Regions from separate parts of the Homo sapiens genome. Here region 1 is linked to region 2. Evidence: chromatin loops called from intact Hi-C (ENCODE). Cell type or tissue: gastrocnemius medialis. All regions are shown on one strand. Links, peaks and the distances in the headings refer to the core of each region. The heading gives the core; the rest is flanking DNA.

Region 1 (16,848 bases), core at 8,986-11,485, 1.1 Mb after region 2:
CTCCCTCCGTTCCTCCCCTCCTCCCTCCCTCCCTTCCTTTCCTTCCTTCCTTCCTTCCCTCCTTCCCCCCTTTCTTCCTTTCTTCTTTTTTTCTATATCTATGTGTATTCTTCAGTATTTACACACAGATGCTCCATGATGGGTCACATCCAAACTTATCATAAAGTCAAAAAATTGTAAGTCAGACTATCACAAGTCAGAAACCATCTGTATGTACATTCTTGTGTCTAGTCACTTGTGTGGGAATGAAGGAGGGAGGAGGGAAGAAGGAGGAGAGGTGTATCTGGTGTAGATAGTTTAAATTCCAGATTTCCCCTCAAGAGGAAATTTTGGTCTTCAAATTATAATTCTGTGGTTTTCCTGTTGTCTGCTGACAAGTTTTTAACTAATGTAGAATCAAGGGATTTTACGCTACAGAAAGTTTATTCCTAAGATGAGTGTCTCGATCTAATCTTATTTCATAGTTGTTACATCTGTGTATGAAATGTATCATTATTTATGTATGTTTTCAACTCATATTTATTCTTAAATATATTTAGCCTTATCCCAAACAATAATAAATTGAAATCACAGTTTGGTATTACATATGTATGTGTGAGATACACACACACACACACACACACAGAGATTCCATTAAACAATAAAATTAATATATAGTCATAAATATGTGTTACTTAAGCCAGGGATCAACAAACTTTTCCTGTAAAGAGCCTGGCAACAAATGATTTAGGGTTTTTTTAGACCCAGAGTAGTTTATGTCACAGCTACTCAACTCTGCTGTTCTAGTACAACAGCCATAGACAAATAAATGGATGGGCATGGTTGTGTTCCAGTAAAACTTTATTTATAAAAACAGGCTAGATGTGGCCCATGGGCTATATATTTTAGTTCCATGATCTAGATATATCCCACATCACCAATGATAGGCATACCATTCTTTGCGAAATAATGCTTTAACATAATTTTTGAGTTATGATGCTAGTGTATATCCAGCCCTTTTGTACTTCTTAGATAGCATTCCTGGCCCCAAAAGTGTGGTGGGTTTCTGTCAAGATCTGCACAACAATGGAGAGATTGAAAGAACCTATGCTGGTATTCCTGCTTAGAAAAGAATAAAACACGCTCCTATGCTGGTATTCCTGCTTAGAAAAGAATAAAACACGCTGTGCCGATTAGTATTTTAAGTTTTCTAAGTGTTCTCGGTGGTAGGTTGAAAAAAAGTAATATGAGTTAGCAGGCTTAAAAATCTTAAAGTACAAAAATTTTTATAACACACTCACATTTATTACTTCAGTAATAAGATGTGTATGTCAACTACATATCATATCTTTACTATTAAAATGTAAATTCATTGAGGGAGAGGACCTTGAATATTTATTCTTGTTTCCCATACATTTCTGCATGCAATAATATCCTAATAATTATTTACTGAATGAAGAGTGATAGATGAATAATGAATAAATAAGAAAATAGAGCAAGTATAAAATTAGAGGAAAAGAAATAGTTAAGTAAATAGCATGTTAATTTATTTGCAGAAGTAGGATTTCTTGTTAAGAATATAAAAATCAGCTATGGCATTACAGATGGACTGTAAGTACTTAAAAAGCAATAGATTAACTGTTGAATTAGATAGCAAAATATAGATAGTAGATAATATGCGTTCTCATAAAAATAAACAACATCTAACAGGAGACTTCTCATAAATAATTTGATACAATTTGAACAAACCTTAATTTTCAATAGAATAAGAATATTTGAAAAATGAAGAATGTTGAAGTTTTACTGTTCTTTTAATTCATTTTTTAACATGGCATGTAATGTTCTTATTAAATTAACTAACATCTTATTCTTTTCTCTGTAGCAAGAATTAAATTTGAAAGACCATATGAAGAAGCACAGTATTTATCCAACCAACATTAAAATGTCACTCTGGGAGATTATTTCAAATTACTTTTATAGTTTTGAATGATTTTTAATATTATCATTGATAAACCATCTAAGTTATAAGTAAAATATTTCAAGTTTAGAAAAAAGACTGTTGGGCCAGGTGTGGTGGCTCACACCTGTAATCCCAGCACTTTGGAAGGCCGAGGCAGGCGGATCACCTGAGGTCAGGAGTTCAAGACCACCCTGGCCAGCATAGTGAAACCTCATCTCTACAAAGATACAGAACTTAGCCGGGCATATTGGCGGGTGCCTGTAATCCCAGCTACTCAGGAGGCTGAGGCGGGAGAATGGCTTGAACCCAGGAGGCGGAGGTTGTAGTGAGCCGAGATCACGCCACTGCACTTCAGCCTGGGCGACAGAGCGAGATTCCATGTCAAAAAAAAAAAAAAAAAAGACTGTTGAAGATTTTATGTCATTTTTCACAATACACTCAAGGTTCTTACTACTCTAAAAGTGCTTTTACAGTTTGTTAGGCAACTAACATACCATTTAAAATAGATTGAACTCTCTATTTACTCAATATACCATATCAGTTTCAAATGGTTATGAGTAGTGGTTTAAGAAAGTACCATACTTTAAATGTAGCTTTGATAAATATTTACAAGAATGGCTCTAATGCATCTGACAGATACTTCCATTAAAGGATATATATTTGTGTGGGGTGGCTTTATCTGAGGAAAAAAGCTTACACTAAAAATAAGATAGGGAATATATTGACAAACACATTAGAACATATTGCCTTCTATAGTTTAATATCACATTTGATGTTTAAAGAGTTGACCCTCATTTAGCTTGAAGTTACAAAATATCACTTGGACTAAGTGGCTAGAAAATAGAGCATCAGAAATAGTAATCATCTTTATTACCTAGAAAATACAGAAATGCCAAAAACTTATTAAATCACAAAATATTATGTCTAAGATTTAAAATAGCAATAGCAATAATTTAAAAAGATATTTTTAATGAGGAAAATATATTACTATTCTTATTAGTGAAATAGTTCTAATTTATCTACCATGATGAAATCATATATGGGAGATAAATTATAAGTATATGCATATACATAATCACTCTAATTATTTCAAGACTTTTGAGCAGCAGTATCTTTTTTAAGTAAGCTATATATTACTATTAATTCACTGGGCAGTGCAATTACAGGGAATTTTCTTCATTTTTGTTTAATCTATCTTTTCTAAATATTCTGCACAGAAAATGCATTACTATATAATAAAATTATTTATATTTAAATACACACAATGTAAAAAAGTTCCACTGGCCGCTTTTTAAAAGCATTGTTTTTTAAACATTATTAACTATATCTAGTTATATTTTTATATTATAGTTACTAAATATATGACTGAAGTATTAGTAATAAGATTTATACATTCTTTTGTGCCAGTAACACTTAAACTGTCCTCAAATCTATAATGTATGCTTATTAGAATTAAACATCTAAATATTATATAATTATTGATATACAATTTTCCTTAAAAAATCCATTGATCTAAGTTAAATAACAGGCAACCAGAATCCAAAAGTATTACTAGGCAGGTGGTGAATACTAATAAAGTTTTTAAAAAGATCTTTGCTAAAAAGCTCAAATGAGTGATACTTGAAGAGTAAGCTGGTTGCATTTGAACCGAGGATCTACGTGTGCAAAATCCACTTATAGAAGTTCAGAGTTCAGCTGTGCAGCTGCATGTTCAAGTGAAAGATAAACTCATCTCCAAATTGTTGCATGGCTATTTGTTTTAAGTTTGCATTTGCAAAAACTCTTAAGTAGACAGTTTAAATACCTTTGTTAGCTATACCTTTTGTTAGAAGACACCTGGAGTATAAAAATAAAGATTTAATTAGAAAAATGTGTGAGGTACTTGGGAAAGAAAATGAAAAACAAACTAACAAAAAAAAACCAGGCCTTAGCTTCTGGGTAGCCCCAGGCCCCTGCAGCATCCTGCCATTAGCTGTGCATCCTTGGGTGAGTCACTTTATCACCCTGGGTCTCCATTTCCTCATCTGCAAAGTGAGACATTTGGATTTCATACTAAATTGTTTCCAGTTAGAAAATTCAATAATTTGATAAATTATAACAGTTTGTCACTGAAAAATGTTCCTCTACCAGTAACATAAAAACATTGAAGTTACTCTGAAAACCTTGTCTCAGACACCTTTTTCTACTTCTTGGAAATTAGAATGCACACTGTAGATGGTCCTTTTCGGATTACATGTTAACTTGAATGAGAAGAAAAATATTATCCTTGAAGATTTATGCAATTATTTTATCAAACCTTCTAGCTTCACTCTTGATAAAGGCAAATCCAACTACACTAAGTCATCTGCCCGGTTCGTGAGCCATCAGTGAACACGTGATTATGCTTTCTCATTCATCTTATGCCATTGCTTTCTCCAATACTGCAGACTGGATTAGAAAGGGTGAATTTAACAAGAACTTGTAAAATAAAATAGTAAATCTTTATAACAAGTTTGCTTTGTGTTAAGTATGTGACAAACAATTATTTATAACTTTAGCTAAGGCCAAACCTGTACAAGTATAAAATATCAAGTAGCTTTTGTCATAAAGTTTCTATGATTTAGAGAATTTTTAAATTCACATCTTAAGAATTTTACAAAAAATGTTTTGTTTATTTTCAAGCAGTTATTAATACTAGAATTTTTGTTTTTGTATTCAAATCAAGTCCTCCTCTGTAAAAAAATGTACCAAAGAAAGTTGGAATACATACATCAAAAAACTATCTTTTTCTTGAAGATTTCTACTTTTTCATTATATAATACATGCTCATTGTCAAGAGTAGAAAGTAAAGAAGTGTTTAAGAAAAAAAACTTCAATTATTTATTCTACTACCATTTTTAAAATATTTTCCCATCCTTTTGAAACATATTTGAATAGTATACCTTCTGAAATAAAGCATATGTACACATTATTAAATGCAAACATTTGCATCCATACTATACTTATCATTTTATAGCTTGTGTTTATATTTATAACATTTTTCATATTTAATAGCCTTTAATTATATATCTAAATATTAAAAATAAGCTATATAACACCTCTTGTTCATTAAATGCTTATGATATGCACTTAATGAACAATGTTAAAGACATATATATATATATATATATATACACACACACATATTTTGTTCTTACTCATCTAAACGATCTTTTATACTTCAGGGATCTAAAGCTTTGAATTGACTTGCTGAAGGTCAAAGTCAAAAGATGATGAAGTTGGAGTTCAAACCTATGCTTATCTTCAGAGTCTACATTCTAAAGCCATCTTTACATTACCTCCATTTTTAAAACTTGCCTCTATAATTTTCCACCATACAAATTTTAAAACTTAACTGATTTCCATTTTTCAATGTTTAGCTTATCTCCTTATTTCTTTTACTTGTCTCACAATGTGTTTAAAAACATTTTATGCACAAATGATTATGTCAATCACCGATATTTTCTAAGAATGCATTTCTATGCCATGCATACATTTGCAGTTATTTATATATAATTGTCTACCAATTTGCACTTCCACAAATGATTTTATGTTTCAGAATTCTGAATGATGCTTTCCCCTTACCTGAAAACTTGTGACTATATAGGTCAGTAGTTTTTAAAATTACTATTAGTTTTAAAATTAGACAAAACTATACAATAAGTAACTTCGAAACATTATAATGTCAAAGTCATGGGTTTATACTCATAAATCAACAGGAAAGATTTAACTACCACACAGGAGTATGCCATTTTCTATGGAAAATTTAATTCTGGCTCTTTGGTATGAGTGCATTAGCACATTCTTCAATTAAGCATGAACACAGAACTTCTAACATTACGATCCATGAGTTATAGCAGGCTTCTCCTACAGGAAAAACTTCTAACCAAACCATACACACAAATACAAACACAAACACATACCACACATGAGGAAATGAATGCCGAAAAGCATCCAAACACACCGCACGTAGCTCCAAGGATCCACGTAGTCATAGAACTAACTAAAAAAATACTGCTATCAATAAACAAAATTTACTACGCTTAAGAAAATTTCAAAGCTTTTTTTCCTGAACAAAGCATACATAGTTTCAGAACTATATAGTTTTCACAGATCACCTATGTTAGACCTTTATTTCCATTATATAGCCAATGTTGTTGTTGGAAATGACATCCCTATTGCTACTGTATTTAAGGTTATCAGCCAGCCTTAAATCTTAATTCTGTAATATGAAACAATTAACAAACTTATAATTTCTCTTTAGAAACTTTAAAACATGGCATTGTTTGCATGCAGAAGGAAAGAAACGTACAGGTGCCTAAGAAAATTTTTGACAAAATATTTTTAAAGTCTAGAAAATTTTTCTCTCCATTGCTTGAGTAGTGGCCTTGTTTTGTTTGGTTTTCTCCAGCCATCATTGAGTGAGAAGGTTCTACCAATATCTTGCTATAAATTTCATTAGAATTTACTTTGAAAGATTCTAAGCATAACGAAGATACTATATTTTACTGTCAGTGACAGAGTATGCATCTATTGTACCTGCTAGTCAGTTCTAATGATGGTAAATGTATTATACTTGGCTCTCTGGGGTGGCAGAGAAGCCTTATTTATAGCTTTTGCTTATATCCATGGTGAAAATATTCCCATGATGACCTTTATACTGCATACAACGTGTGGAAGAGATGTTCATGATTATATCCAACAGGAGACAGCTTCAGCGTCACTGTTGCTAACCAAATTACTGACCAGTTACAAAACCAGCTGGAGGTGTTTAGAGTTTTTAAAGAAAAGCCTAAAATTAACTGTTACATATAGAAAGAATATTAGAGATCAGAGAAATTATATGCTACTTTTCATATAGTTCAAGTCTTACCATAAATTAAAATATTTGAGATTACTCTAGTAGGTAATTTTTTATTCCCTGAAATTAGGTATGGCAGCAGCTTATTTTCTCTCTTACTTTGCCTCTTTTCCTTTCTCATAGGTCCGTTTATTTGTAACTTCAAAAGATCTTTACATTAAAGCACTCTAATTTCCATTTAATCTGTTACTTTCACTTTGATGTTGCTTAGTTGATTAAAGTAATTTGGAATCTCAGTGCTATGGAATGTGATTAGGAATGTCATATTTCTAAAGGTTATTTTGTTAACATTTTGCACATTGAATTTTGATCAAATAGTAGATAAAAATATCATTTATCCATCTTATTCTATGGTAATTGTCATAAAAATATAGCTCTAGTTTAAATTAATAATTGGTCTAGCAATTGGAAAAATAGCAAATCATTTTATTTAATTAGATCTTTTCATGAAAACTGATTTGAAGAAATCTTAAAATATGCTTCATATTTCAGGAAATGATAAGATACTTTAAGCTTTGCCTATTGATTTTCTACTGGAGGATGGTAGACTGGGGAAGGGTAACTTTAATGTGAAACTTCCATATAAAATGTGTTAATGTATTCTCTGAGATCCCACCCATAGAAAATAGACTATTTTAATTCTATGCCCTTTTCTATTTTCTTCTAAACAGGGAATCTGGTGTCACTAGGTTACTGCAGTTTAAGACAGATTGCCTTTGTCCAACCTTTCCGTGTTTGCCAAGTAAATAGTAAATAACTGGACAGTATCTTTGTGATTAAAATGATCTTCCAAAATAGTTTCCTCCACAAGATACTCCAATATGTTTCTGCATATTTAAGTAAGCTAGACTGTGTCTCTAGGATAATTTATTTTAGACACCTGAAGAGTTCATAAAGTGCTACAGAGTGAAATTATTATTTGAGTTGTATCATGTATCAAATTCCATATGAAACTGCTTTTCTTCTAAGACTGAACCAGGAAGAAATTGAATACCTGAACAGACCAATAATGAGCTCCAAAACTGAATCAGTAATAAGTAGCCTACCCACAAAAAAAAAAAAAAAAAAAAAAAGCCCTGAAACAGATTCACAGCTGAATTTCACCAGATGTACAAAGAAGAGCGGTTACCATTTCTACTGAAACTATGTGTTAAGAATTGAGGTAGAGTGATTCTTCCATAACTCATTATACGAGGCCAGCATCATCCAGTTACCATACCTGCAGAAACACACACACACAAAAGAAAACTTCAGGCCAATGTCCTTGACGAACATTGATGCAAAAATTCTCAACAAAATACTAGCAAACCGAATCCAGCAGAACAGAAAAACTTATCTACCACAATCAAGTAGGCTTTATCCCTGGGATGCAAGGTTGGTTCAACATACGTAAATCAATAAATGTGATTCATCACATAAACAGAACTAAAGACAAGAAGCACATGATTATCTCAACAGATGTTGAAAAGGCTTTTATTAAAATTCAACATCCTTCATGTTAAAAACTCTCAACAAACTAGATATTGAAGGAACATACCTCAAAATAATAAGAGCTATCTATGACACACCCACAGCCAACATTATACTTAATAGACAAAAGCTGGAAAACTGGCACAAGACAAGCATGCCCTCTCTAACCCTCATTTTCAACATAGTATTAGAAGGCCTCGACAGGGCAGTCAGGCAAGAGAAAGAAATTAAGGGCATCCAAACAGGAAGAGAGGAAGTCAAACTATCCCTGTTTGCAGACAATATGATTCCATATCTAGAAAACCCCATAGTCTTAGCCCAGAAGCTTATTTAACTGATAAGCAACTTCAACAAAGTTTTAGTCCAGAAGCTTATTTAACTGATAAACAACTTCAACAAAGTTTTAAGATGCAAAATTAATCTACAAAAATCACTAGCATTCCTATACAGAAACAACAGCCAAGCCAAGAGCCAAATCAGGAATGCAAACTCATTCACAATTGCCATTAAAAGAATAAAATATTACGGAATACAGCTAACCAGGAAAGTAAAAATCTCTACAATGAGAATTACAAAACACTGCTCAAAGAAATCAGAGGTGAAACAAACAAATGAAAAATCATCCCATGCTCATGGATAGAAAGAATCAATATTGTTAAAATTGCCATACTGCCCAAAGCAATTTATAGATTCAGTGTTATTCCTATCAAACTACAAGTGACATTCTTTACAGTACTAGAAAAAACTATTTTAAAATTCATGTGGAATAAAAAAATAGCACAAATAGCCCACACAATCCTAAGCAAAAAGAACAAAGCAGAAAGCATCACACTATCCAACTTCAAACTATACTATAGGGCTACAATAACCAAAACATGGTACTAGTACAGAAATAGACACATAGACCAATGGAATAGAATAGAGAGCTCAGAAATAAGGCTGCATATCTACAGTCATCTGATCTTTAACAAAACTGACAAAAACAAGCAATAGGGAAGGACTTCCTATTCAATAAATGGTGCTGGGATAACTGGCTAGCCATATGCAGAAGATTGAAATTGGACCCCTTCCTTCTACCATCTACAAAAATCAACTCAAGATGGATTAAGCACTTAAATGTAAAACCCAAAACTATAAAAACCCTGGAAGACAACCTAGGCAATACCATTCTGGACATAGGAACTGGCAAAGATTACATGACAAAGACACCAAAAGCAGTTGCAACAAAAGCAAAAATTGGCAAATGAATCTAAAGAGCTTCTACACAGTAAAATAAACTACCATCAGAGTAAACAGACAACCTACAGAATGGGAGAAAATATTTGCAAACTATGCATCTGACAAAGGTCTAATAACCAGAATCCATAACGAACTAAAACAAATTTAGAAGAAGAAAAACAACTCCATTAAAAAGTGGGCAAAAGAAATAAACAGACACTTTTCAAAAGAAGACAGGCACACTGCCAACAAGCATGTAATAAAAAGGTCCATATCACTGATCATTAGAGAAATGCAAATCAAAACCACAATACCATCTAACACCAGTCAGAATGACTGTTATTAAAAAGTCAAAAAACAGCAGATATTGGCAAAGTTGTGGAGAAACAGGGAACACTTATACACTGTTGGTGGGAGTGTAAATTAATTCAACCATTGTGGAAAGCAGTGTGGTGATTCCACAAAGACCTGAAAACAGAACTACCATTACTGGACATATACCCAAAGGAATATAGATTGTGCTATCATAAAGACACATGCACACTTAGGTTCATTACAGCATGGTTCACAATAGCAGAGACATGGAATCAACCTAAATGCCCAACAATGTTAGACTGGATAAAGGAAATATGATACATATACACCATGGAATACTATGTAGCCATAAAAAGGAATGAGGTTATGTCCATTACAGGAACATGGATAGAGCTGAAGGCCATTATCCTTAGCAAACTAACACAGAAATAGAAAAGTGAATGCCACATGTTCTCACTTATAAGTGGTAGCTCAATGATGAGAATACATGGACACAAAGAGGAGAACAACAGACACTGGGCCTACCTGAGGGTGGAGGAAGGGAGGAGGCAGAGCATCAGAAAAAATAACTATTGGGTACTAGGCTTAGTACCTGGGTAATGAAATAATCTGTACAACAAACACCTATGACACGAGTTTACCGATATAACAAACCTGCACATGCACCCCGAACCTAAAAGTTAAAAAAATAATAAACTGCTTTTCTTTGACAAATAAAGAAACTACAGTATGCAGTCCATGTTTATTTATATTATGCTAGTTGCCTATTCCTTGCATATCTACATAAATTCACATAATTTTAGAAGTTTGCATTTCTAAATTTAAATCAAATTTAGAAATTTGAAGCTACGAAATTAAGTTTGAATATGGAAAGCATTGGGACGTTTATCTCCTTACAATCAGATGTAAACACTAGTTATGAATATACTTTTTTCAGTCATACACCAATCATAATAAAATATTCTTTTTAAAATTATTTTTTCGAGGATCATGCTGAAGTATTTCACTGATATCCTACATATGGACACAAGGGAGAGAAAGAAAGCTAAAATGGGAAGCATCAAATATTTAGAAAGTATGGACCATCTTTAGTGAATTCCAAAAAGCAACACAGCATTAGGAACTCTGTCCTCTGGAAAATCTTGGAGAGATGAAGATGTCCCAATGTGAACAGTCTTATTCTCTTTTAAGTGTCCTACCATACAGAACTTTAACTTAGGCCATTTATTTATTTTACTTAATTAAATTAGTCAATCAGATGTTTCCACATGAGCCTTACCAGAGCCCTACTTATCATCAGGAAAACTTCTAAAGAATGGGACAGAACAAAACTCATGTTATGTACAGAAGAAGGTAGCATGTATCCAAAGGAAGAAAGAAAGAAAGTAAAAGAGAGAGAAAGAGGATAGAAATAGAGAGAGAGAGACAGAAAGAAGGTTGAGACAGAGGGAGGGAGGGAGGGAAGGGGGAAGGGAAGGAAGGGGGAAGGGAAGGAAGGGGGAAGGGAGGGAAGGAGGAAGCAAAGCTGACCACGACTCAGTATATTTAACATCAGGAAATCAAAACTGAGGATAGAAAAATGCGCAAAGTGAAGGAGGTTTTTTCAAGATTACGTGGTTTATGATAAACTAAAGAATGAAAGTTGAAGAATTAAAAGACATAAACCGAACTTTATTTTTTATTCTAATGGTAATGATGGAATTTCTGATCAAAAACAATCTTAAAGAGAGTCAAATGACATATGGGCTTATAAAGCTTTAGCATACCATAACCTACCACCCTTTTCAGGCACAATGAAAAAAGAAGTTGGAAAAGCATCCACCTATTGCCTGCATGTAACAGAGCTCTGAGAAATCAGCCTTTTAATAAAAAGTACAGTCCTCAAAGTCTAAATGCCTATCTAGCCCTTTCATATTATGATACGTTCTGTTAGAAATCAGTTTTCTTTCTTGCCTTTCATGCATTATTACTTCACATTAGTTCAATTTTCCTTTGTCTTGCTTCTAGGTTTTTCAGTCACCCAACCTTTTCTTTTATGAAGGCCTCTATTGTTTTTTATAATTATCACTGTAATAATACAAATGAGTTTATCAAACTTGTTTCTCAGTCTCCTTTTCTCCATGAGTTGGTAATTAATTTGTTAACATGTTGGCATCATGTTTTCCATGAATCTGGCTCCATCCATGAACCACTGAATATCCTCCTGCATTTATGATGCTTGCCTCAAATCACTGTTTCCTGACTTAGTATTTTCTGGCATCAAGACATGAAACAAAAAGTATCGGCTGGGCGCGGTGGCTCACGCCTGTAATCCCAGCACTTTGGGAGGCCGAGGCAGGCGGACCACGAGGTCAGGAGATCGAGACCGTCCTGGCTAACACGGTGAAACCCCCTCTCTACTAAAAATACAAAAAAATAACTGGGCGTGGTGGTGGGCGCCTGTAGTCCCAGCTACTCGGGAGGCTGAGGTGGAAGAATGGCATGAACCTGGGAGGTGGAGCTTGCAGTGAGCCAAGATCGTGCCACTGCACTCCAGCCTGGATGACAGAGCGAGACTCCGTCTCAAAAAAAGAAAAAATTAATAGTATCATAACTATATCCCACATCTTTATGAAATAAGCTGGTTTCCCTCAGAGCCACCAGTGCTGCTGTGTCATAAAATCTGATAGATACTGCCCTTATCATTATTTCTGAAAACACCACAAACTTATTTCAGTTATACAATCTATGTGACTTGTGTTTTTATCTCAAGGGTAATCTCCCTTACTTAAAATCTGACACATTTTTAATTAATTTATTTGTTTCTACATTCATTCAAAACATACCAAGATTTTTATATTGCCAGGTTCTTTATAAATGCTGCAAATATGACATGAATAGAGTAAAGAGGTCCTTTGCCTCATGAGATGATAAATCTATTTTCTAGAAATGACAAATTTTTAACAAGTAATTCTATGTGTGATAAATGCAATAACCAAGAGTGCTCTAAGTGCTTTGCAAGCAAAAGTTAAGAAGTCAAATTTGGTCTTGAATTTTATATTGAGGATATTTATTCCTATTTAATTAGATAAGGAACACTGAAGAAAGAAGAGGTTGCCTTAAAGATAGCAGTCAGGATTGGCTACCTAAGAGGGCCAGTAGAAGATAAAAATCAGAGCTCCTTATACAAAAATTATTATGAATTTTAAGACTGCAATAGCAGATCATTAAACCAAGTGTGTGATCCCCAAAACGTGAGGTCCTGTGCGACTGCACATGTCACATGCCATGAAGTCAGCCCTCACGCCTATGAAGCATCCAGGAATATATGTCAAGCAGGCAGTAGAGTATACCAGTCTGGAGCTCAAGAGAAATATTTTGTTATAGACATTTGCAAGTTGTGACAGATTAAAGATAGCCATAAATTGTCACTCTAAAAAATCAAGAAATGGAGTTTATTTATCTTCCTCCTTGAATGTTAGCTGGCCCTATGATGGTTTAATCAATACAGTGATGTAAAAGTGATGTTGTGGTAGTTCTAGGCCCAGCCTTTAAAAGCACTGCTGCTTCTCTCTTGAAATGCTCACACTTGGGACACTTTCCTCCAGAACCCAGAGGCTAAATGGATGTTCACTTTTAGATGACAGCCCCAGCTGTCCCAGCGAATAGGCAGCATCAAGTATCAGCCATTTGAGTGAACCATTTAGATGTTCCAGTGCAATTGAGCAGAAGAACCACCCAGCTGAACCTAGTCAATCCACAGAACCATGAGAGATAATGAAATGGTTGTTGTTTTAGGCCATGAATTTTGCAGTAATACACAGCAATAATAACCAAAACAGAAATTAGTGAGGTGCTGAAACAACAAAAAGCTAAAACATTTGGCATTGGCTTTGGACCTAGAAAGCAGATAGAAGGTAGTCCAAAGCAGACTGCTAGTGAAAAATGGAATGATAGGGAGAAAAATGTTTTTGATGCTGGAAAGGAGGAAGAGGGCTTATGTTTTTTGTGGACACAAAAAACAGAAAATAAAGCAAATGAAAATTTTTTTTATTTTATTGAGCAGCAGAATAGTGAAAGTGCCAACTGTTTTTCCTGAATAAAATAAGGTATATGTAGAGAGAGGAACTTAAAAAAATAGCTTTCAAACAGGATCTAGAGGGAGTATTTCTTAACCAAGACTTGTTGGGAATTTTTCTTATTCCCAGTCTCCCTCAACAAAAGTCTCTCAAAGTAAGAAATTACTTTAGGACAAAGATCAAATCCAAGGCACTGTCAGTAAATGTGCAGTTTCAAAGTCAAGATCTCAGATATGTGGCTATAAGAACTTTTTGTTAAAAACTCAGAAGGATTTGACATTTGTAAAAAACTCAGGTGTGCCTCTTTGAAACTTTCTTCTAGACAATGAGGCTTCTATAACTCTCTGTTCAAAGTAGGGAAAGGCCTTTTATAAAGAAACTTTGGTGTCGCTTTTGTCCAGGAAAATGGCTTATATTTTTATACTCAGGAAAACCACAAAGTATCTATAGGAAGTGTACCAATTTGTACTAAACAAACAAAGAAAAACAGTGACAGTTCAAAAATTAAGAGATCTTTGAGACACTCAATTTTCAACAAAAAGAACACAGCCTGAGAAAGTCACTCAGCTACACATGTGGGCTGTTTCTTAGGGAAAAGAGAGACATATGGAAGAGCCAGAAGCCCAGAGGAAAAAGCTAAGAGGCAGAGAGAATCAACCCAAGAAAGCTGGAGGAAACCCTAACCAAGGAACCCACATCTGCTCACCTAAATTTCAGGATGTTTATGAACCAGTGGCTGCTATTTGCCACTGTACTTTTGGAATGCGTGTCTATCAAATTCTATTGTCCTTGTCTCACTATTACATACTGAGTTTGTGGGGGCCAGATAACTTGTTTTCTAGTTCATAGCTCTTCATCTCAAGAGTAGCCTGAGGTGCCTTATTCACACCTGGATCTGATTTAGATAATGGAATGCTGAACATTGAACCTAATTCAGTCACAAATTGAGACTTTGAGGGTCATGGGGAATGGTCAGGGTATTTTGCATGTAGAATGAATTTAAATAATTTATGACTGAGGGATCACTGTTGTGGGCTAAAAATGACCAAACACGTTTTATTACTCTTTCCATCAACATGTGGCATTTATTTTCATTCCCTCTTGAATCTGGGTTGGCCCTGTGACAGCTTAAATAGAATGTGGTGGAAGTGATGATATACCAGTTACAGACACACTTTTTAAGAGGATTGCAGCATCCAGGTCCCCCTCTAAGGTTTCTCATTCTTGGAACAATTCTTGGAACTCACCCATCATACTGTGAGAAACCCAAGCCACATGTATAGGACACATGTTGATGATCCAATTGACAGTCTCAAGCGAACTCTTTGCCAATAACCAGCATCAAATGCTGCCAGGTAAATGGGAAATCTTGGCTGTCCCAGCACAATTGAGCCCATAGATGATGCAGCCAAATCCAATTTATAAGAAACAAGCAACCCCATTTAGTCCAGTCAACACTAAAAATAGCGTGAAATAATGAAATAGTTAAGCCAGTAACTTTTGGAGTGGTTTGTTATAAAATAATAGATAATTAAAATAGGAGTCAGCTGTGTATAGAGGTTAATGAAGCCATGAGATGGTTAAGACAATCAATATGTGACATGAAAGAAAAAAGGCTATCTTAGTCTGTTTTCTGTTACCTGAATTCCATAAACTGAGTAATTTATAAAGAAAATAAATGTATTTATTTCTTACAGTTCTAGAGGCTGATAAGTCCAAGCATATGGTGCCAGCATCTGGTGAGGCCTTCTTGCTGTGTAATCTCATGGCAGAAGAGTGGAAGGACAAGTGAGCACATGCAAAAGGGATTGTACAAGGTGCTGAGCTGGCTTTATTACAACTTGCTCTTGAGATAACTACCAACTCTGATGATAGGACCTTAATCTATTCATAAGGGTGCTGCCTATGATTTGATTACCTCTTAAAGGCCCCACATCTTAATACTTTTACAATGGCAATTAAATGTCAACATGAGTTTCAGTGGAGACAAACATTCAAACCATAGCAAAGGCTTAGAATAGAATCCTAGGAATTCCAAAATTGCCAGACAGAGAAAAAGATGACAGCTACAGAATCTGTGAAATATGTTCATCAAAGTAAAAAGAAATCCAGACAGTCAGTGACCTGTGAGCCAATGGAAGAGAGAGACCACACAGGTGAGTGCCAATGAGAGATCAAATGAGATATAGGTCATAGTTACTTGTTCTATTAAATGACATAGAAGATAAAGGTGGCCTTAGCAAAAATAGAATTTCAAACTGTTAGGGAGGAAGCCAGACTGGAATTAGAGAGGTAGCTGAAGAATGACAGGGAATGAGTAGAGAGGAACAGAGAGTATAGGTTCTTTTGAAGAGCCAGGAAAGTTGGCATGAAGAAGCTCAATATCTCTTTCTGTCTCTCATTCTCACTCTGTGTGTGTATGTGTGTGTGTGTGTGTGTGTGGTGGGGAGAAGGAATAAGAGACAGAAATCTTGAAACATTAAAATTATCATTAAATGATGGTGAGAAGGAAAGAAATATAAAAGTTATGGTAAGAGAAAAATATGAGTAATATTTAACTCTTTCCAGAAAGGATCCTCAAACCAAAGAACATCCATTTAGGCACTATGGCTAGTGTTCAAACACACAATAACCTCAAAATAACACTTGCTGTCAAGCAGAATTTGTAAAACTGAGCTGAATAATCATGGATTCAAAGGAATTTATTTCCTGACATATCAAAATGGCCTTGTTTAAATCATGTAATCGAGTCTATAATAAAAATTTAATCTTAAGGTTTTATAGCTCAAAAAAATCTGTATTTTAAATTTTTAGGCAGTTTCTTCTAAGGTGAACAATGGTATTTACCTTTTGGGTAGAACATGACTTATTTTTGGAAGTATTGCTTGAGTAATATTAAGAATTAGGAAATATCTACTTGCTGATATGAGAGTATACAAAAATGTTTGCTTGACAAGCTTCCGAGGGCT
Region 2 (16,848 bases), core at 9,396-11,895:
TGCTTGATTCTATTTTTAGCAAAAAAAGAAAAACTGCATTACAATCATTTAGCATGTACAGTATCTAAAACATTTTATTGATCACAGTACAAATAAAAAGATAGGTATGTTCCCAGAGGACATAAGTTCTCTGATGCATCTCTAAATTTGAGAGTGTACTTACACTCATGCAAGGATTAAAGTACATTTTTATTGTTTTCTGGTATTTTGCAGTACACATTTTTATGCAATATATTGTAAGGAATAGCGAATATAAAACACATTATGTAAGGAACTTATTGTGTGTTAAATATTTGTTGTATCTAAATGAACATCTTTGCATTTTCTAAACTTGAATTTATATCTATATTATAAAAATTAAATTATTTAAAATAAGTTTATATTTGATTCCTGTCCTTGACATTCTATGCTGTTTGTGTTAATTAATAAATTAATTAAGGTACTCATAGACATATTTTTTATTTTAATATAAAGAAATTCAAAGCAGATTCAAATGTATTTTCTACCAAACACTTTTTTGGACTTTTGGATTGCATCACATATGCACAGAATAGATAAATTCATTTATTCATTATTTTGACAAACACTTACTCTGCGTATACTATGTCCCAAGAACTGTTCCAAGTGCCAAGGATACAGCAGAAAACGAAGCATGATTTGGGTGATCAAGAGCTTGCACTTCATCCTATATGTCAATAATTATAGTAGTATTTTACCTCCAAATAGTAATTTTGATTCAAATCTTTATTATAATAAACTCATAAAACTGAGAGATTATTTCTAGAAGCAGAGGTCATAGAAGAAATTCTGCTGCAGAGCTGAACATAGAGCTCAAATTTTAATTAATTCCTTCTAGCTTTCAGTAATATGGACACCTAGGCTCTCAAATTAGGGATTTTCCTTTCTTGAAATTCATTGTTTGAGGTTGCAAACAAGCAACCTCAGTGCTTGTTTACTTAATGCAATTGATTGATTTGGCCTATATGAAAAGGACTACCTTGTATGCATTGATGAGAAGTGTTTGAGCCTGGTCATTTTAATTGCAAATATTTTATAATCCATGTCTTTATAAGTGTATTTTTCTAACTCTGCATCCTTCAATGGGAGATCTTTATCTTTGCATCCACTGCTCACTTTTTTCCAGGTCTTAGGGGAAAAGCCAGAGCTTCCAGATGGAGGTGATGATGATGACATTATAGCAGACATAAGTAACAGGAAAATGGCTAAACTATACATGGTGAGTTCACTGTAACCAAATTTATTGTTTCAACAGTACTGGATGTAGCTAGGGAGGCCTGTATTGGGCGGGATTCCCGTTGCTGCAGTTGAGAACTCTCCTCATTGCTCTCCAAGAGCAATGTGTAGATAGAATCAGTTCTTTGCTCTTGTATGTTTTTTTAATTAAGTTTTAATACTTTTTGTTATTTTTATGAAAAACAACAAATATGTGAACTTATTGCTGTGACTTCATAAAATTATATATTGTTGCTGTACTAGTTTGCAACGATCTTTTGATATATAATACTCAATACAATGTTTCCTTTATGGAGTAAAAATATTTTATCAGCTTTTTCTTATAAATTCTTGATAAGAATGTAAAGTCTTCACCCTATTTAAAACATTGTCTTTAGCCATAATGAAGGAGTTCTTTGTTACAGGAGGGCTGAGCTACCAAATGAAACAGCTGGAGGGAAACAGGGTAAAAACAGTTCTGTTCCAGGCATTAACCTACCTACTTCCATATCAGCTCTATAGCACATGATTAGGAGCATGACTTTGCACAGGACATAACCACTCTGGGTCTAAGTATTCTTATGCACACACAACAAAGAAAGTAGGTTCCTTCCAACTCTATAGTTTTTTTTATTCTTTGTTTGTTTGTTTTTTCTGTTGAGGGTAACAAAAACTGCAAGACACTCCAGTTAAGGAGGTTGCTACAGTGGTATTCTTCCAGTGTTCCCTCCCCTTGCAACTTTCTAAGCGTGTGATTTGGAGCAGATCGTAAATCTCCATGCAGAATTTAGTAGTTTTCTCATCTGTAACAGAAAGAAACTATATTTGCTGCTCTTTAAGGGATTTTTGGCTCCGAAACTCTGTGATTTTACATGAAGACCAAATTAATAACTTGTTTAGCGTAATTTCCTTTTCATAATGAATAAGTGGATTTTTTTTCTTCTAGATGCAAAAGGAAATATGGTTACCATTTCTGCTAAATACTGGTAATTTTAATATGAGCCATACAGAAAGTGTTAGCTAAATATTTTGTGACTGCTTTTAAAAATTACTATTTCTAAAACTCATTTTCAACAGCCTAACAGATATCTTTTATTTCACATCATCAACCAAAACTGTTCTCCCTCCTGGACAGCATTATGAACTAAAGAAGTATTTTTAAATGGGAAAATATTCATCCTGAGTCATAGCTTCCTCTAGTGGAGCTATGCTGTATTACATGGATATAAAGTATAAAGTTCCTTTGAAAATAATTCGGGTTTCTTAACAAGGCTGGCAAGCAAAATCACCTGGGGCATTTTCAAAACTACAGAATTCAGACTCCACCCTGGTCCTGCAAAACTCCACTAATCTAGGGAGGGCTCTGGAATCTGTATAATAGGTAACTAAACTGTAGCATACAAGCTGGCCATTGAAAACCAGTAAATCCTAACCTGCACATGAATATCACTTTCAATTTTGTAAGACCACTTAAAAATTTGTTTTAATAGTCTGTAGTCATTTCTAAATGTGACAGAAGAAATTTACTTTGATAATTTATACAAAGTTTACTTAAATTGCAGGACCTATGTTGAAAAAATCTTTGTGCATAAACTATATCAATATCCTCCTTAACAAAGCGACTGGTATATGGTAGACAGTAAATGTTGACTGAGTGATTGTTTAAACTTCATCTTGTGTGTATGTAATGATTTTAAGATTATTACCTACTTGAAAAGATTACTCTAAAATGTACAAGAAATAATCATGGAAAGTTAATTACATGATGCTTAGTACATAAGAGCATCTGAATAGACCTCAGCCATTATTATTATCACTATTCTTTTCTGATGTTTTAGGCACAGTGTCAAAACTTAACTTTTTATTTGTAGTTCCTTTACCCCAAAGGACTTTCAAAAAAATTAGAGTATAATTAGTCTTGTGGATTCTTTTCATTTTCTTTGAAACAGTTTTATTGAGATATAATTTATACACCATAAAATTCTTGCATTTAAAGTGTACAATTCAATGCTTTTTATTTGATGACATTTACCGAGTTGTACAACCATTACCATAATCTAATTATAGAACATCCTTATCATCCCCAAATGAAAACATGGAGGTCATGGTTTTTATATTAGGTTTCAGATGCAAGTGGCTCCATGAGAGTGACTGTGGTGGCAGAAGAAAACCCCTTCTCAATGGCAATGCTGCTGTCTGAAGAATGCTTTATTTTGGACCACGGGGCTGCCAAACAAATTTTCGTATGGAAAGGTAAAAAATTCCATTGACGATGCTGTATTTCAGATTTATAGATATTTCCTCTATAAGGGTAAATAAAATATATTTTTTGATTTTAAAAAAAAGCCCACCTTTTAATTAAGACATGATCTATAAATGTCTCACATAAAATGCAGCCATTTTCCTCCTACCAACATCATATACCAGGGATTATGGAGTTAAAAAAAAAGCATTTGGGCAATATAAAAAGAATTGTTTTACAAATAACGTTTTTTCCTGTATTGTTAAATACACTTAATATACCAGGAAATTTTTGCTATTCTTTTTTTTTTTTTTTTTTTTCCGTCGCCCAGGCTGGAGTGCAGCCCGCCACCACGCCCAGCTAATTTTTTTGTATTTTTTGTGGAGATGGGCTTTCACCGTGTTAGCCAGGATGGTCTCGATCTCTTGACCTCATGATCCACCTGCCTTGGCTTCCCAAAGTGCTAGGATTACAGGCGTGAGCCACCGCACCCGGCCAATTTTGCTATTCTTTCACTGCTGTATTTAACTTCAATTATAATCATGTTTATTATGGTACACAAGTATTTCTTAATCATAGAATGTCTTCCTTCTCTGAAGTTCTTTCTCTTTAATTTACCTTGTATTTTAGGTAAAGATGCTAATCCCCAAGAGAGGAAGGCTGCAATGAAGACAGCTGAAGAATTTCTACAGCAAATGAATTATTCCAAGAATACCCAAGTATGTGTGAAACTGAACTGGCTAGAAAAAAATAGAAAACATTGGAGCTCATGACATCTCCACGAAACTCATGAAAAAGTTTGGGTCAAAGTAACGTCTGTATGTGAAGTGATTCTCCACCTGCCTGTCTGCTGCAATCTGGTGTCCCTCTTCTTTATCTGCGTGGGGGTTAGAATTTTTTAGAAACTGCACATCAGACTTTCCATAGAGCTGCCCATTCACTTCCTCCACAGCCTTTAATTCAAGATAGTAAACCACAGTAGGTTTAGCTAAGAGCACTTAAGAGTTATTATTCCTTAGAGCAAGTTGTGCAGACTTGGCCTGAAACCCAGATGATATTTGTCTTCATCGAAATCAATTTAGACCCTGGCTAGTTACTCCTTTCCTTTCCGAATCTCTCAGCCTCATCTACTCTCCTCATTTTTATGTCCCTGCACAAGGAACACAATGAGATCATTTCTTCCAGGTCACAGAGCTCTTGTGAACCTTATGTAGAAAGACAAACTTATTTTACTGCAGGGGTAACATATTAAAGAACTTGATTCTTCTCTCAAATATTCAAATTCAGCGGCAATTACTTTAGTTGTGAGAAAAAGCAATTTTGGATTATATGAGCTTGATAGCTAAACCAGGATAATTTTCCATTTCCTTACTTTTGTCTCCACTGCCAGATTCATATTTTCCCTTAATTTCTTATTTTCCTGTTTACTATTATTATTATTTTAAATTTCAGATTCAAGTTCTTCCAGAAGGAGGTGAAACACCAATCTTCAAACAGTTTTTTAAGGACTGGAGAGATAAAGATCAGAGTGATGGCTTCGGGAAAGTTTATGTCACAGAGAAAGTGGCTCAAATAAAACAAATTCCCTTTGATGCCTCAAAATTACACAGTTCTCCGCAGATGGCAGCCCAGCACAATATGGTGGATGATGGTTCTGGCAAAGTGGAGGTATTTACCTGTTTTTGTTTTTATCAAGCCCATTAATGCCAGTGTATGTAGGGGGAGGGTGGGGGAGATCACTTGAGGACAGGAGTTCGAGATCAGCCTGGCCAACATGGTGAAACCCCACCTCTACTCAAAATACAAAAATTAGCCAGGTGTGATGGAGCTCGCCCATAGTCCTAGCTACTTGGTAGGCTGAGGCATGAGAATCGCGTGAGCCTGGGAGGTGGAGGCTGCAGTGAGCCAAGATCATAACACTGCACTCCAGCCTGGGTGACAGAGTGAGAAATGTGTGTATACACACACACACACACACACACATAAATGTGTATATATACACATATATCTGTGTGTATATATACATATATATTTATAAATGTATATCTAAATATATTTATACATATTTAATGGCTCTCCACAGCCTTCCTGAGAAGATCCATCTTCAGCTGGACCCTTGACCCTTTCCGTCATCTTGGCTTCACCCTTCCACTGCCTTGAGGACTGACTTCCCCTCTGCCATCTAGCTAATGTTCCTACGCCTCCTTGGCAACTCAGTTAAATCACAAGCCATACCTTTTCTGAGAAGGCTTCCCTCAGCGCTGAAGTGGCCTTTCTCTGTGCTCAACCTCTAGCGATACTTCTCACATAATTTATCATATACCTACCACAGAGTTGTTCATTTACTGCCAGATTTCTCCTAGAGCTCTCATCGATTCCTTGAGGACAGGAATGAAATATTTCATCTCTATATTCCTAGGGCTTACTACAATTCTTGGACCAAAGTATATGGTCAAGAAATTAGGGAAATAATTTTTCCTCTTTTCAAAGACGTGAAGCGTGAATCTAAGCGGCATGGGTGTTGGAGAGTGGGAAGTGCCAAGGGAGAAGGTCACAAATGTCCCTCATGGCTGTTGTCAGAGGGGTATTGACTTCTGGGTCTGCATCTGTCTCCTGCTCAGACATTCCTGCCAGAGCTCAGCCCTCCTGGCAAACTTGGTCCCCAGCACCAGCTGTGTCCTGGCTGCAGCCTTCTCCTGTGCCATCCTAGGGCTGCTGAAATCTGGGGGCTCTCTCTCGGATCTTGTGCTCTCTCTAGGATCTAAGGCTTCTGCTCACTAGGATAGTATGGGGTGGCCTCTCTCTAGAAGCACTGCACTGTTCCTGTCCACTTGCTTATCTTCAGATTTCAAAGCAAAGAGTCTGCCCTTCCCAACTGAGAACTTAGGCAAGTGTGCGCGCGTGTGTGTGTGTGTGTGTGTGTGTGTGTGTGTGTTTGCTTGCATGTACACACACAGTGCCTGGCAGCCTCTCCTTCGTTTGTTACTCTCCTGTTTCATCTACAATTCTCATCTCTCCAAGTTGGAGGGTGTTTAATCTGTGCTGAAGATGAGGAGGCAGAATGAAAGTGGTTCTGCCTGCTTTTCTCCCAGCATCACATTTCGGTCTTATTCCTGGATGGCACCTTTTAAAAACAGAAGTCATATTATTGGCATGGTCTTAGTCTGTTCAGGCTACTATAACAAAAGTACCATAGATTGGGGGTTTAAGCAGAAACATGTATTTCTCACCAGTCTGGAGGCTGGGGAGTCTAAGCTCAAGGTTTTGATGGGCTCAGTGTTTGGTGGAGGATCCACTTTCAGGTTCATAGACTTTTTGCTGCATCCTCACATGGTGGAAAAGGAGCTAGAGAGCTTTCTGATTATAAGGGCACTAATTTCACTCATGAAGGCTCCAGCCTCATGACCTAATTACCTCCCAAAGGTCCCACCTCCTAATACCATCACACTGGAGGTTAGGATTTCAACATACATTGTGGAGGGACTCAAACATTCAGTGTGTTGTAGCATTTTTAGTATTTGGTCACAGTCTATCAAGTTTTGCCTGGGAAAATAATAGTCCGCTATCTTAAAGCACAGGGAAAAAAATATATATATATGTTATTTCATAATTGAAGAAAAAAATTAACTATAAAATAGATATATATTTCTGAGCTGAATCTTGCAGTTTTTTATTCCACTGGAGTGTCATGTTATTTCCACTAGTAGATGAAACAATAAGTATTTATTAATCAATGGGCTCGGAACTGAGCTTAATACTGTAGAGGAAGCAAAAGACACATAAAAGTAGTTAAAATGTCAATAAATTGGCAAATCGATAACAATTTCTTTGCTTGATTTGTAAACTAGTTAATAAATAATTTAAAAGTTGTTTAATAATGGATTTGAACCAAAAATTATTTAAAGCTTATGAGAAATATTATTAGATCAAGAAAATTGTAATTTGTTGTATATATTCCATTCCTTCCAGATTTGGCGTGTAGAAAACAATGGTAGGATCCAAGTTGACCAAAACTCATATGGTGAATTCTATGGTGGTGACTGCTACATCATACTCTACACCTATCCCAGAGGACAGATTATCTACACGTGGTGAGTTTATACGGGTAAAGATCTCGAGTTCCACAGGAGCCAGATTTTGCTCCAAAGTATTAAATTCTATGCATTATGGGGTAGAATAATCCTATAATCATCCCAGTGAGATTTGTATAGCATGCATATAGTATTTTCTTTTTACATGATTTTGACTATGTTTTGCAGTTGCCATCCACAGGCAGCAGGAGTCACATAAAGATCATGCTATCTAGTCTAGGCAAAAAGTTTTGATATCCTAAACCAGTGATGTTCTCCTAGTGGATATGTAGTTGAATATCTCATCTTGTATGCAGGTTAACACTGCAACAGCAAGTGTCAGGTACCATGGTTTCTTATGGTTAAAATTCACAGAGGTCCATCCTAATTGGAACTGCAAAGTTGCAATATGGCAAAACCTGTAGGAGATACAATTTGTGATTCCACTGATACCTCAACTTGATGCAATTCTTATTCTTGTTTCCATTAAATTCACAAGAATAATGGAAAAAATATGCAACTGTGTTTTCATATTACATGGTTTTGCATGATGATTTAATTGAAGTCTAAATTTGCCAATGCCCTGCTCAAGGAGGAAATGATCAAATGTCCAACCAAGTAATTTATGTGCATACACCATGCTAGGATATGTCAAGGGATAGGGATTCTGCAACAAATTATATAATGTGAAATTCTCTAACTTTTTATTAAGTGAAATCAGGTAAAAATAGAATATTGCTAAGACGGCTGGAAAAAAGAAAATAATTCTTAAAAAAGATCTTCAAGCAGAGAAATGTGGGCTGTGGGCGTAAGGTACAAAGGCAGGGCAGACGCCTACCTTTGCCTACATAGTGATAACAACCTATAATAGGTATATAGAATATAGATGCATTCAGTCCTCTGCTGATATGGTGACATTTCTTTTTGGTGAACCTCACACCGAGACAGTCACATGCATCCCCATAGTCTGGTCATCCACACTGCCCAGTGCCTTGAGCCCAGTCAAGTTCAGGAGATGGGATGACACCAAAAGAGTGGTCTGGGAACTCGGAGGTATCAATATCACCTGGGAGCTTCTTAGATATGTAGACTCTCAGGCCCCACCTTTGACCCACAAAGGCAGAACCTGCATTTTAGCAAGGACCTCAAGTAATTCATATGCACTTTAATGATTGACAGGCACTGCTTCAGGCAGTGGTTTAGAACACTGACTGCATATTGGAATAACCTGGACAATTTCTCATAAATCCAAATGCTGTCACCCACACCAAATAAATCAAAATCTCAGCTGGGGGGAATCCTGAGATTCTAATCTATACCACCACATCGGTGTGAACCACCACCGCACCCAGAACACTCTGACGCCACAGTCAATCCATATGCTGTCCTAGACGAATGCATTTAGCTATTTAGCTCTGCGATTAACATGTCGTCTTAATAGCAACCATTCTGTGAGCAGCATGTTTGCACTGGCAAAGTGCCAGATGTTTCCTTGTATTTTTTATTTCTTTCCAAAAAGAGTGGAGCAGGGGAGATTAGACAGATTAAGTAATTTAACTCAAAGTCACAGCTGTTGTAACTGGTAAAGCAACATTTTAAATCTTAATCTATTGGTCTCTTTAAGGCCTGAGTATATCAATACCAGGTAGTTATGTCCTTATTTTGCAATTTCCTTTTCTAAAATTTTAATTCAGAAAAGTGTTTGTGCAACAAAATCATGGCATTTATAGGGATAAATTAATTATTCCCAGTTAACTTTTCTTTTGCATTTTATTTCATGGTCTTCCTCTTAATTCTCTTTTGAATATGAAAAACATAATTGATTGTGGTACTTACATTAAACGAAAAAAGACTAAGCAAGTAATGCAAAAGAGTGTTTTGAGGAATTAACAGTTTGCAACCCATATAAATGCCTATGTGGACATATTAAAATAGAATAAATCAGGTTACAAATTTTAAATGCTAAATTTGAGTTTTAAATAGTAGCTATTTCTTGTATCATTTGAAAGTGTTTATTGAGCACTTTATGTGCCAAGCATTGTACTAATTTCTGGAGATACAGTGGTGGAAAGAAAACTATAACCCGTGCCTTCAGGAGCTTATACGTAATGAGAAACAGATGATTAACAGGTGTTTTTAGTGCAATATAAAGGATTTTATGTAAGATCAAGTTGAGTGATCTTTGGATAATTATATACAGACCCTCCACCATACCCCTAGGCTATTGGTTAAATATTTGTACCCTCTAGAACTCATGTTGAAACTTAATTTTCAGTGTGGAAGTATTGGGAGATGGGGCATTTAAGAGGTGATAGCTCTCATGAATGGATGAGTTCATTAATGGATGAATGGGTTATCATGAGAATGGGGCCAGTGGCTTTATAAGAAGAGAAAGAAGCCTGAGCTGGCATACTCAACCCCCTCACTGTGTGATGACCTGCACTGCCTCAGGAGTCTGCAGAGTCTTTGCCAGCAAGAAAACCCTCACCAGATGTGATCTCTTGACTTTGGACTTCTCACCCTCCATAACTGTAAAAATAAGTTCCTTTTCCTTATAAATTACCCTGTTTCAGGTATTCTGTTATAAGCAACAGAAAATGAACTAAGACAGGCTCCTAGAAAAAGTGACATTGAAGTGGGAGATAGACAGGCATGCAAATAGAGAAGTTGATCCAAGAAATGCAGGAAAATAGTGTGCTCCAATCTACTCGTCATAGAGTATGGCTGAAGAACATTTAGGGAACAAAAGATAAAACGAGGGAAATTAGAAGGAGCCAAATTGCAAATGGCCTCATAAACCATGCTGAAGAGGACAAACTTTATTTTTAAGACATTGGGGGTCACTCAAAGAGTTTGTATGGGGTGTTATATGATTGGTTTTCATTTTATTTTATTTTATTTTATTTTATTTTATTTTATTTTATTTTATTTTATTTTATTTTATTTTAGACAAAGTCTCACTCTGTTGCCCAGGCTGGAGTACAGTGGTGCCACTCTTGGCTCATTGCAACCTCCGCCTCCCGGGTTCAAGCTATTCTCCTGCCTCAGCCTCCCGAGTACCTGGGATTAGAGGCGCACACCACATGCCCTGCTAATTTTTTGTATTTTTAGTAGAGATAGTATTTCACCATGTTGGCCAGGCTGGTCTTGCACTCCTGACCTCAAGTGGTCCACCTGCCTTGGCCTCCTAAAGTGTTGAGATTACAGGCATGAGCCACTGCACCTGGCCTGTTTTTTATTTTAGATAAATTATTCTGATTGACATGTACAGAATGGATTGGTGGAGGAAGGCTAGCAACAGGAAGACCACTGGGAATGTGTTGCAATAATCCAGCTGAATGATGTGGCCTGAATTTAGTGTAGTGACAACAGGGAAGGAAAGAATGAAACAAATTTGCAAGGTGTTAAGGTATTGGCACCAGAAAAACTGTTAATGGGGAATGGAGAAGACAAAGTTGAGGATGACCCCTGGGTTTCTGGTCTGAGCATAAATGGGTAGTGTTTTATTTCCTGAGATTAAAAATCTTAAGAAGACAGGTTTGGCCCACACTGTAAAAAAATGCAAAAGGAAAAAGAGAAAGAGAAGGCACCACATCGGTAAAAGTTACTGTCTTTGGAATGCGGCTGGAGGGGATGGTCATTTAGCTTTCTTCTTTCCAATTTGAAATGTTCAACATTTCCATCATAAGAATGTATATATTGGGGGGATATCAAGAATGTAAGTTAGATACTTCAGAGTCCTTGTGAGTCTTCACCATTTGAAATCATGGATGTGAAGTATGTAAGTTTGTTAGTGTTGTATGGTTTGTGGAACTTCAAAAGCTTCCATAAAGATAGTGAAGAGGCTTTCAAAAAATAAGCAGTTCCGTTGAAGACTGGCTTTTAAATTAAACAACTTTCCAGTTTATGTGATAATTTCAATACAGGGACATAAACAGGTTAAGTCCAAGAGGCAGAGTTAAAGGTGAGAAACTAGAATTAAATCAATTATGAAATCACTTGTATGCTGAAATGACAGGACAAAAAAAAAATTCAGCAATGATATTTTATCTGAAATAACAGGTAATTAAAATTGAACAGATGACAATGATGAATCTCTTGAAGTAGTAACTCCCATTTTTACACAGCACTCATCTTTAATGAGCAACAACCACCACAGGTTTATAAAGAAAAAATATGTCAAAGTAGATTGCTTTTTTTGTTCAGTATACAATTTCAGAATTAGAAACAAAGAGTGACTGCGTTATTTCTTGATTGGAGTGGAATACTTGAATCTGTGTGGATGGCAGTTTGGTACTTGGGATCCAGAAGAGAGGTTTAAGATGAGTAGAGAAGTATTTGTTCAGGGTGTCATGAGGCAGAACTTAGTGATGTTTTGCAGGTTTGCTAGTTGAAATACTCCAAAAAAATAAAAGGAGCAAAATGAAGACAAAAGTTAGGTAATATTGTCTGTTCGGTGGTTGGATTTCTTCCCTCCAGAATAAAAGCAAAATGGAAAGCAGACATTTTTAACAGCTGGAAGCGAGAACTCAGGAAACCACAGATGTGACAAAGAAACAATGCATGATAACAGACCCTGCGGTGGCCCATCATCATGCAGCTCTGTGTAACTCCTCACCTTGTGCTTCCAGTGCACACAGATGTGTTGGCTAGCATTATAGGCTCTTGGGAAATGTAGGCTATTGACATTAAAACACTACGTTTTTAGTAGTTCCTTTATTAGGGAAAGCATTTTTTATTTTCTTATCAACATTTGTGTGCATGTTTTTTTTTTTTTTGCACCCCTCTGTAGAACATTTTTACATCAACCATTTGCCTTTTCTGGTCCAGTGGAAAATTCTGTGATAAGATACACACCCTGTTCCCAGTGTTTTGGGCGGAGGGGGGTGGGTATTGCCCAACGTGGCAGGTTATTTTAATCTGTTCCGAGTATGGAACAGTTTACTGTCAAAGTTTTAGAAGAAAAGATATATTAGGATTGGTGCAAAAGTAATTGTAGGTAGGCCGGGCATGGTGGCTCACGCCTGTAATCCCAGCACTTTGGGAGGCCGAGGCAGGTGGATCACCTGAGGTCAGGAGTTTGAGACCAGCCTGACCAACATGGAGAAATCCCGTCTCTACTAAAAATACAAAATTAGCCGGGCATAGTGGTGTATGCCTGTAGTCCCAGCTACTCGGGAGGCTGAGGCAGGAGAATCACTTGAACCCAGGAGGCGGAGACTGTGGTGAGCCTAGATCACGCCATTGCACTCCAGCCTGGGCAACAAGAGCGAAACTCCATCTCCAAAAAAAAAAAAAAAGTAATTGCGGCTTTTGCCATTACTTTTAATAGCAAAAACAGCAATTACTTTTGCACCAATCTAATAGTTAACTTTCAAAGTCTAAATCCAAGTTTAGTATTCCTGCTGCTAAGCTAACCACTAGTCAAATAGAAATGGGAAACCTGGCTAAAAATAAATAATGCTCAATGAATGCTTTTACCATGTTTGGGGCTTTGTTTTGTTTTTTTACTGTCTTCTCTACAAGCTCATCAAACAGCAGATCTCCCACAAGTTGCTTTACAGGTTAAGGTGACACAGAGTTAACAGCCACAAGCCACCCTAGAAAGAGAGGCTACGAATGAACTGGACATGTTGATTGACCCTTATCTGAGTGTTGGAAGTTTAGCCTCTTGTATAGCCTTATTAATAATTCCTTATGGTGGGAAGGGTGCAGTGCCTCACCCCTTTAATCCTAGCACTTTGGGAGGCCGAGGCGGGTGGATCACCTGAGGTCAGGAGTTTGAGACCAGCCTGACCAACGTGGTGAAACCCCGTCTCTACTAAAAATACAAAAATTAGCACCTGTAATCCCAGCTACTCAGGAGGCTGAGGCAGGAGAATTGCTTGAACCTGGGAGGTGGAGTTTGCAGTGAGCCAAGTTCACGCCACTGCCCTCCAGCCTGGGTGATGAGTGAGACTCTGTCTCAAATAATAATAATAATAATAATAAATAATTCCTTATGGAATTGCTAAGATGACAAAATGGGACCTCTCCATTGTCTACTTCTCATTATTATTTTCTTGATTTTTCTGGGTTACAGACGTTTGGTTCATGCTCACCAAATATTCATAGAAAGACAAAATGCTGGCTGGGCGCGGTGGCTCATGCCTGTAATCCTAGCACTTTGGGAGGCCGAGGTGGGCAGATCATGAGGTCAGGAGTTTGAAACCAGCCTGGCCAACATAGTGACACCCCCATCTCTACTAAAAATACAAAAAATTAGCCCGGTGTGGTGGCAGGCGCCTGTAATCCCAGGTACTTGGGAGGCTGAGGCAGGAGAATCGCTTGAAGCCGGGAGGTGGAGGTTGCAGTGAGCCAAGACCACACCATTGCACTCCAGCCCGGGCGACAGTGCAGGACTCCGTCTCAAAAAAAAAAAAAAAAAAAAAAAAAAAAAAAGGCAAGAAAGACAAAATGCCCCTAACATTCAACCTAATAAGTTTGGCTCGTATTTTCATCTCAGATGGATTATTTTTCACTGTAGAGGTGTTTTCTAAAAAGCAGGCAGCTCCAACTTAAAATCAGGTGAACCCAATTACTTAGCTAAATTATGTAAGAAGCAAAAGCTCAATTTCTTTAACATGGAGATAAAAATGCCTACCATATACAGTTCTAGACAACACATAGGACAATTAAATGTTAGATACCTTGACAAAAACAATAGCTTAACAGCTTGTATCATGTTAAAACAGTTCGCTTCTTCTTGATCTTTCATAATAACTTGTCTCTGCTTGCAATGCCTACATGTGACGATCTTAAAACTTAAAGGCAAGCTAATTCGTTTCACTTTCATTCCTCTAGGCAAGGAGCAAATGCCACACGAGATGAGCTGACAACATCTGCGTTCCTGACTGTTCAGTTGGATCGGTCCCTTGGAGGACAGGCTGTGCAGGTTGGGATATTTTTACCCCCAAAACTCACACAAGTTAAAGTCTTGCTAGCTCAATGGATAGCTATAGCTCCCTCCCAAGTTGGGATAGAAATTTGACATTTTCTTGATATGAACTGTGTTTTCATTTTGAAATTCAAATATTCCTACTCTCATTTCAAATTAGTTATCTCAGATTCTGGAAAGGAGGTAGCAAACAAAAACAACAAAAATCTATCAACAGGTGTAAGATTCCAAAAGAATCTTCCCAATAGAATCACACCCTATGTCAATGATAGCCTCTTGACATTAAAACGGTTTTATCTGTATTACTGTTTCCAGCTGTTGTTCAACAGATACAGTAGGCAGAATAATGCCCCCAAGGTGTTCATGTCCTAATCCTCAGGACCTGTGAGTGTGATATGTTACAAAGCAAAGGAGAATTAAGGTCGGAGATGGAGTTATGGTTGTTCATCAGCAGATCTTAAACTAGGGAGATTATCTGGGATTACTGGGTGGGCCTAGCGTAATCACCAGGGTCCTTGTAAGTAAAACAGAAGCCAGACAGAGTCAGAGGGATGCAGCATGGGAAAGACTCAACCAGCGATTGCTAGCTTTGAGGATAGAAGGAACAATTACATATTATGTAGTTGCAAATTGCTAGAACGAGGATATCGAACATTCCCAACACAAAGAAATGATAAATATTTGAGATGATGTTATGCTAGTTACCCTAATTTGATCACTATACATTGTATGTACCCCATGAATATCTACAATTATTATTAATCAATTAAAAAATAAAATTAAAAAAAAAGAAGGTGGAAGAGAGTCCCCAGCAAAGGAATATGGGCAACCTCTAGAAGCCAGAAAAAGCAAGGAATAGATTGATTCCTAGAGCCTCTGGAAAGGACTATAGCCCTGCAATAGCTTGATTTTAGCCCTGTGACTAAATTGTTATTCCAGATTTTAGCCCAGTTACTAAATTAGCCCCATAACTCATTTCAGACTTATGACCTCCAAAACTGTAAGATGATAAATTTGTGTTGTTTTAAGCCACTAAATCATAGTAATTTGTTACAGCAACAATGAGAAATAAATACAACAGTGCAGAACAAGCACAGATTAACAATTCGAATTAATAGGTTAAAAAAAGATGCATTTTCTTACACTCTCAAATCGTAAACATGCGTAAGTTATGTTTTGCACAAGTAAACAGAAATAAATCTTGATAAAATAGCATGGGTCCTTATATTTCCCTTTTAGGTACCAGAATCTTTACTGAAACAAAGTCCAACACCCAAAAGTGAGGGAGGAAGTGGTGGAGAGGGAGAAAGGATGAACAGAAATGGGAGGGACAAAGAGAAAAGACAGGGAGAAAGGGGAAAGAAAAGGGATAGGAGGAGAGGAGAGGGAAGAGAAGAGAGGGAAATCATGGAGGAAGAAATGAGACAAGTAAGGAGGAGAGGAGGGGGAAGAGAAGAGAGGGAAATCATGGAGGAAGAAATGAGACAAGTAAGAAGGAGGAGAGAAGAGGAAGGGCAAGGGAGAGGATAGTGTGAGAGGGAGGAGAGATTGAGAGGGAGGAGAGATGTATTTTTTTACTTGGGTATTTCTGAAATAAAAAATTACTTGTCGAGAATGACTGAATCCAAATTCAAAATGAAAATTTCATGTAATTATAAATGAGTCAACTTTTTAGTATATCTATCTATCTAACTTATCTATCTTAGCTATCTCTATCTAGAGACAGATTAAGATAGAGAAAAAGGGACAGGAAGAGATAATATGCTGTTTTATTTATTATAAAACTTTAAATGTTATACAATATCAGACGATATCAATGTCTAGTTCTAGATCTCCTCACTGTGTCTAAGAGACTGCTGTTTCTAGCCTGGTTCAATCTTCTGTACTCTCCTAAGTTCAACTGCTCCTCCTTTTATATTTATGGTGGAGTATCTGCTACTTGTTTCAGGACGCTTATTAGTTACCATGAAAAAGTTTTTGGGTCTTTGTTTTTTAGATTCCCTTACTGTATAACTGACATACAGACTTCAAGAAGACCCTATTTTCCTCTAGTGTGCCCCAATGTGTCCGTCTGCTTTCTCGTTCATTCTGTGAGAGAGTACTTTCTTGTTCCTTTTTCCTACAGCTAGCTGGAACTATCTCTCTCCCTCTCTCTCATTCCCTGTGTCTTCCTAGCTGGAGCTGCACACACTGCTGCCTGTTTTCTGCCTGCCTGTTGTCTTTGGCCAGTTTCTGAGAAGCCATCTGCTCCCATCTGGTGGGAAAAGCATCTTACAGATTAGAGTTCAAACTGAAAGCAGGTGCTTACTTGGCCAATGCAGTGATGTTTCTGATACAGCAGCATTAAACACTCCCTTTACATGGTT

The links. Peaks named below come from ENCODE experiments on the same cell type or tissue, not always from the same donor. Only the 100,000 strongest peaks of a DNase experiment are listed, where the experiment ranks them.
Region 1: it touches region 2 in a loop (13-fold over the local background); 4 of 110 quality-filtered maps call a loop at or near these places.

Annotation. Positions count from the first base shown.
Region 1 is chr7:13,702,201-13,719,048 of GRCh38, forward strand. LOC105375161 (a long non-coding RNA gene) reads left to right here and starts at 10,490. Exons shown (of 4, transcript XR_007060216.1): 1 at 10,490-16,848. LOC107986770 (a long non-coding RNA gene) reads left to right here. Exons shown (of 3, transcript XR_001745097.2): 3 at 116-258. In gastrocnemius medialis, for the core only: no CTCF peak of the experiment used is centred there; no DNase peak of the experiment used is centred there.
Region 2 is chr7:12,621,657-12,638,504 of GRCh38, forward strand. It overlaps SCIN (scinderin), which reads left to right. Exons shown (of 16, transcript NM_001112706.3): 5 at 1,145-1,237; 6 at 3,354-3,486; 7 at 4,106-4,194; 8 at 4,928-5,143; 9 at 7,445-7,566; 10 at 14,389-14,479. Among named protein-coding and RNA genes, the nearest start is that of ARL4A, 58 kb to the right of the region's middle. In gastrocnemius medialis, for the core only: no CTCF peak of the experiment used is centred there; no DNase peak of the experiment used is centred there.